Linked DNA regions of Homo sapiens: region 1 is linked to region 2. The links are chromatin loops, found by intact Hi-C in ENCODE. Cell type or tissue: CD4-positive, alpha-beta T cell. All regions are shown on one strand. Links, peaks and the distances in the headings refer to the core of each region. The heading gives the core; the rest is flanking DNA. Region 1 overlaps LNX2 (ligand of numb-protein X 2). Region 2 has its middle 23 kb from the start of GSX1.

Evidence for each region. A loop is a pair of places that touch in the nucleus more often than their neighbours do. Peaks named below come from ENCODE experiments on the same cell type or tissue, not always from the same donor. Only the 100,000 strongest peaks of a DNase experiment are listed, where the experiment ranks them.
Region 1: it touches region 2 in a loop (2.1-fold over the local background); 15 of 110 quality-filtered maps call a loop at or near these places.

The regions. Positions count from the first base shown.
Region 1 is chr13:27,558,687-27,561,602 of GRCh38, forward strand. LNX2 (ligand of numb-protein X 2) reads right to left here. Exons shown (of 10, transcript NM_153371.4): 6 at 1,156-1,299. Among named protein-coding and RNA genes, the nearest start is that of LNX2, 60 kb to the right of the region's middle. In CD4-positive, alpha-beta T cell, for the core only: no CTCF peak of the experiment used is centred there; a DNase peak (open chromatin) is centred at 1,215; H3K27ac peaks cover 118 bases.
Region 2 is chr13:27,813,677-27,816,592 of GRCh38, forward strand. No RefSeq gene overlaps it. Among named protein-coding and RNA genes, the nearest start is that of GSX1, 23 kb to the left of the region's middle. In CD4-positive, alpha-beta T cell, for the core only: no CTCF peak of the experiment used is centred there; no DNase peak of the experiment used is centred there.

The DNA of each region.
Region 1 (2,916 bases), core at 260-2,759, 250 kb before region 2:
CCACAGTCATTATTTAAAGGCAAATTATAGGTTTCCTTCATACATTTTGGTTTTGCTCAGAAATGAGAATGAAGTCTGTGATTATAATTTCTTTTTAGTATTAACTAAATCAAAGACCAATGACAAGTCTGTAGAGAACTTAAGCTCAGAAAACCATATAAACCCAATGGGCCAAAAATACTGTGTCTTTAAGCTATGCTTTCTTAGGGTACCAGAGACAGACTCCAAAGCTAATTATTCACTCAAATGTTACTTTCAGGTGACAATAAATAAGTTTTTGCTTAGTAAAGCAATTTAATTTTACTTAAGGAGAATTACTCTGGTAGGTCACATTTAGCTTTTATTTTTGCATAATTGGGTAAGCATAACATCATTGTTTTAAAACTTCTGGCCCACTGGAAGTTAAGAGTTCAAATGAAGGATGAAATGAAGTAAATAATATCAAGAATGCTAAAGTATCATCCTTTCAGATTTTTGGACTGAAAGTGAGGTAGCATCAAAATTCTCAGCTCAGGTAGAATACATTATAAAACCAGTGAAATACTGATTCTGAAGAAACAGTAACAAAGCTTAACATATGGAAATTTTAAATGATTTAGGGTAATATTCCTCTAAGCTTTAACATAAAAAGAAATATGCTATATATGTACCTATCAAATACGTAAATATGCTATATATGTACCTATCAAAATTCATGATTCATATGTTTAATCTTCATGTATCTAATTCAGGTTCTGTAGGCAACAGGCTCAATTATTAAGCATAGATTTGTCAATCTTGTCTTATGTTTTTTCATCAACTAACTCTTATATTTAAATAAGCAACCCAAGATAAATTCCACTTTCAAGTAGGATTAAACAGATAGAAGATTTCACGCTTCTTGTTAATCGCCTGGCAAAGGAAACTTCCCCTCCAAGAAACTATCTCCAGATCTAAGGAACAAAGCAGTCACTTTCCAAGGTAGCAAAACATATACATTTCATATTCCAAACACCTATATTTTTCAACAGAATAACAACCCTCATTTGAATCTTTTTTTTAAAAAAACTGCTTTATTGAGGTGTGACTGACACACAAAAAAACCTTCATTTAAATCTTACCAGCTTGTAACAATGATCCTTTGATGGTGGCATAAAAAAAAAAAAAAATCCTCACCTTATGTGAGCTTGGTCTGCTATAATACGGTGGTGGTGTGTGGTGCTGGCTGCTGCTGCTATGATTTCCTGCTTCTCTAATGGTGTTACCAGGCTGGGGTTTCCCTGGTCTAGCAATTGTTAAATTCACTCTCTCTCCACTGGCCTGGAGAAAACACAAATACATTACCATAAGTGACTAATGATGTTTGTCATTTTAAAGATTACACACAGTGTAATTTTCAATGAACTTCTTAATCACTGTACCAGGGCGTCATCTGGACAGTGACTGCAAGCACCTGGTGGCAAGAGGAATGAGTTCATTTCATTAGCTAATATCTTAAAACTTCAGCAGTTGAAGCACATACACACAAAAATCTTGGGCATGCCGTCTGCAACCCCACCTCCAAAATGACCAAGGCAAAGTGGTCACACTGCCTGGGCTCTTATTGCCCCATGATTGGTAACTTTTCTTGTAATACTTCTTTGCATCTTCAAGGTTGGCCTTAATATTGCAAGACAGAGCAAAGGAAATAAAAGGAAGAACTGCTTCAAAACTTGATTAAAGTCCATTGTGACTTTTGAAATAAATTTCCATGGTGGCTACTTCAGAAATCATAATGAAATTCTGCACAGCTTTGTTTCTGCTGCTATAGGTCTGAGTCAAAAGTAGGATATCGGCTTCAACATTCTTGAAAAGAATGACTACAGAAATCCTGCATAACAAGACTTTATATGTATGTGTGTATATATATATATATATATAGCATACTTGTGTGAATGTGACACACGTCTCCAGTGTTAAATTATTTTAGAGGTTCATGACTGTCGTTTTAAATTTAGAGGCTTGTTAGCTATCATATTTTGAACATATGTTTACATTGGTTACATTTTTACAAGTTATTTAATACTTCCTTTTAAATTATAAGTCTAATTTATTTGATGCTGACTCTTGGTCATGACCACAATGCCCAATTTTACTGTAATTCCTATGGGAAAATATGATAGCCTGCTTTAAAGAAATTGTGGTACAAAGTGGAGACCTCTCCCATGATTATAGTCAATAATGTTAAGAAATCACTTTATTTTCAAATCTTACATTAGAAAAGAAGTAAGAAACAAGTTTAATGCCTTACTAAAATCATTTACTATTGGTCTCCTTTTAAGACATGGAGTATATGTTATTTTTTAAAATCCAAAAACAATAACGCTTTTACTTATTTTCAAAAAGAAACAGAGCAACTTTAGTTTTCCATTATTTGGAGAAAATTATAGCACAAAATACGTTGAAACTATTTATAACATCCAAATATAAAATATGATCACGGACAATTTAAAATACATTTTCTATCTGTGTATCTGTATTTTTCACATTTTGGTTAGAAATTTAGTTAGAATCATCCAATTGAATGAACTAGATTAGATAATTTAAACATTGCCTGAAATACATATAGTCCATCTATTATTTTCTATCTTATTGATCTGGCCTCTCACTTGACTCTTTTACTCAAACAGATGCTATAACTCTATTAGCTTTCTTCTTCCTCCTCCTCTTTTCTCCCCTCCCTCCCACTAATCTCCACTCTTACAAGATGAGCTGGGTTTTAGTGGTGCAGCTGCTGGCTAATACCCACAGATATAGGTCCTAATGTTGCCTTTGATTTGAGGAAATTTTAAGGCATCCAATTTCTTTAAACCTCAAGTCTATGAAATTAGACCAATATCAGAATCTCCTCTCAATACAATAAAGAGAGTTGAGACTTGAATTTTCTTATAGTCTTAA
Region 2 (2,916 bases), core at 253-2,752:
GAGTGGACTCAGAGAGTCCGACCTCCAGGGCACAACACAGTCTCTTCCACCTGCTTGCTGGGTGACCTTCACCAGCCGTGTAACTTCTCTTTGCCTTGAGTTACTTTATCTGTAAAGCGGGGAATGTAGTGTCACAGCATTCCAGATGCTATAGGGATCATTAAAGAGGTAATATAAGGAAACTCTTAGAATAATGCCCAGTACGTTGCTAACAGTTAATAAAACTTATTTTGCAAAGTGCTATGACGGGGGATGAGTAGGGAGTGTGCACCGCCCCCGCCACCCTCCTGCCCCTGACACACACACACACACATGCACAGGCGGAGTCTGTAGCCCCGGCCTAGCTCACGGGCTCGCTCGGCTGCAGGAAGTCTCAGTTGAGTGCTGGAGAAGGATTAGGAGTCCAGCTGGGGAAGAGTTTTGGATAGACAGGATGAAGGTGTCTAGGAAGACAAAAAAAGTATTTGAAATGTCCAGAGGAGAGGTTGGCACTTTCAGGAAGTCACAATTAGTTCAGCATGAGGGAGGGCTGAAAATTCCCTGGTGGCCCAGGGTGCAGCGGGCAGGGTGAGGGAAGCTTGAAGAACCAAGGCCAGAAAGGTAAGAACGAATGTCACAGGAGGAGTCAGGCATCCTCTGAGTTCCATGAGAAGCCACACAGGGTGTCAGGCTGGCAAATGACATGACCAGACAGCCATGGAAATACCACTCTAGCTGGATAGCAGCTTGCGGGGCAGAGCCGTTCTTACCTCCCCTTTCTGAGCCTCCATGAGGACATCTGCTCCCGGTGTCCACTGCCTTCCGGGATCTCCCTCCCTTCTTTCACTGGCTCTCCTGTACTTACCCTTTTTCCTGGTCCTGGACTCTTCTACTCCTTTCTTCAAAGTCCCTGGCTTTCAACACTACCACGTGCTAAGGACTCCCAAAGTGAGAGTCATTCATTCATTCATTCAGCACATCTCTGATGGCCAATGAGGTGCCAGGCATTGCTGTTGGTGCTGGAGCTAGAACAGGGGGTAAGACAGGCCAAAGCCCTGCCCTCCTAGAGCTCTTCTTCTGGTACAGGGAGACAGGCAATAAAGAACACACCTAAAAATGCAAAAGTCTGCTGGGCCAGTGGCTCACGCCTGTAATCCCAGCACTTTGGAAGGCTGAGATAAGAGATACCTTGAACCCAAGAGTTCAAGACCAGCCTGGGCAACAGACCCCATCTCTACAGGAAAAAAAAAAAAAAATTAGCCGGGCCTGGTGGTGCGCACCTGCGGTCCCAGCTACTGGGGAGGCTGAGGCGAGAGGATCACTTGAGCCTGGGAGGTCAAGGCTGCAGTGAGATATGACTGCACCACTGCACTCCAGCCTGAGTGACAGAGCAAGAGCCTGTCTAAAAAAAATGTAGCAGTTACTTATCACTTATTTATTATAGATGGTGGTGAATGCTATGGGAGTGTGGGGAATTATAGACTCCTAAGGGAGAAAAAGTGTTGTGGAGTGGTTGCTGCAGCATTAAACAAGGCTGTCACGGGAAGCCTCATAGAGAAGGTGGGGTCTGAGGAAAGCCTCTATGGCTAGAGTGGAGAGGGGCTGGCTCAGGCTCCCGCGGGCCTCTCCTTTCCCTGAGCCCTGGGAACCCACACCAGGCGGATTCCTGCCACCACCTCTTCACCTGTCTCTTCAGCCAGAGAGTGGGAGTCAGTCTTCCCAGCCCCCTCACTCCCCATCCTCAAGGCCACCAATTTCACCTCCTAAAAAGGCACTGGATCTATTCTTCACCCCCTCTCTTCACAGCCACTGCCCTCTCTCCTGGCTCATCCAGCCTCTTCACCTGTCTCCCCACTCCCATGCCCTCAAGCCAGTGTGATCCAGAATATACTTCTCATTCAGATTCTGCCTTGCTTAAAACCCTTACCAGGCTGAGCACGGTGGCTCACGCCTGTAATCCCAGCACTTTGGGAGGCCAAGGTGGATGGATCACTTGAGGTCAGGAGTTTGAGACCAGGCTAGCCAACATTGTGAAACCCCGTCTCTACTAAAAATACAAAAATTAGCCAGGCATGGTGGCCCATGCCTGTAATCCCAGCTACCTGGGAGGCTGAGACACAAGAATCACTTGAACCTGGGAGGTGGAGGTTGCAATGAGCTGAGCTTGTGCCACTGCACTCCAGCCTGCAGCCTAGGCAACAGGGCAAGACTCTGTCTTAAAAAGACAAAAAACAAACCCTTACCAGAATTTTTATCGTAGCTGAACTTTAAACCCCTTGCTGTGGCCTTCAAGTCTTCCTTGCCCACCTGCTGACTAAGGCCCATCACTTCCATGCTCCCGCCTTCCCTCCTTCCCTCACTCTGCTTCATTCAGCCAGGCTGGTCTCTCTCTTTCCCACCTCAGGGGCCTCGCACATGTTGTTCCCTCTGCCTGTAACACCCTTCCAGGCTTTCCTCCTGGTCACTTTCTTCTTATTCTTCGAATCTCAGCTGATATGTTTTCTCCTCACCCACCTAAATAGCTCTTTGCTGCCTCATTCTTTGTTTTTACATTACATTCTCTTTTGTCCTTTTCACAAGATTAATTGGATATTTGTCTGTGTCCTTCACTGACATTAGACCGTTGCTTGGTGAAGGCAGGAGACCTGTCCCGAACACTGTGTATGCGCAGTGCACTGCCCTGAGACAAGCAGAAGTGCAATGCATTAATGCAGAAGTGAATGAATGAGTTAGTAAGCAGTTGCAGTCACTCAGCTTCAAAACGTAGTGGTCTGAGCTGTGGCAATGTGAAGTGGGTGGACTTTGAGATCCATTTTGGAGTAAGAACCATCCAGGTCTGGTGCTTGCTTGGACCTGCCCCAAGAATCACTCTGAGAACTCCTCAGTAAGATGGTAGGACCAGGCTGAGCCTTCCTGGGCATTCCTGTGTGATGCAGC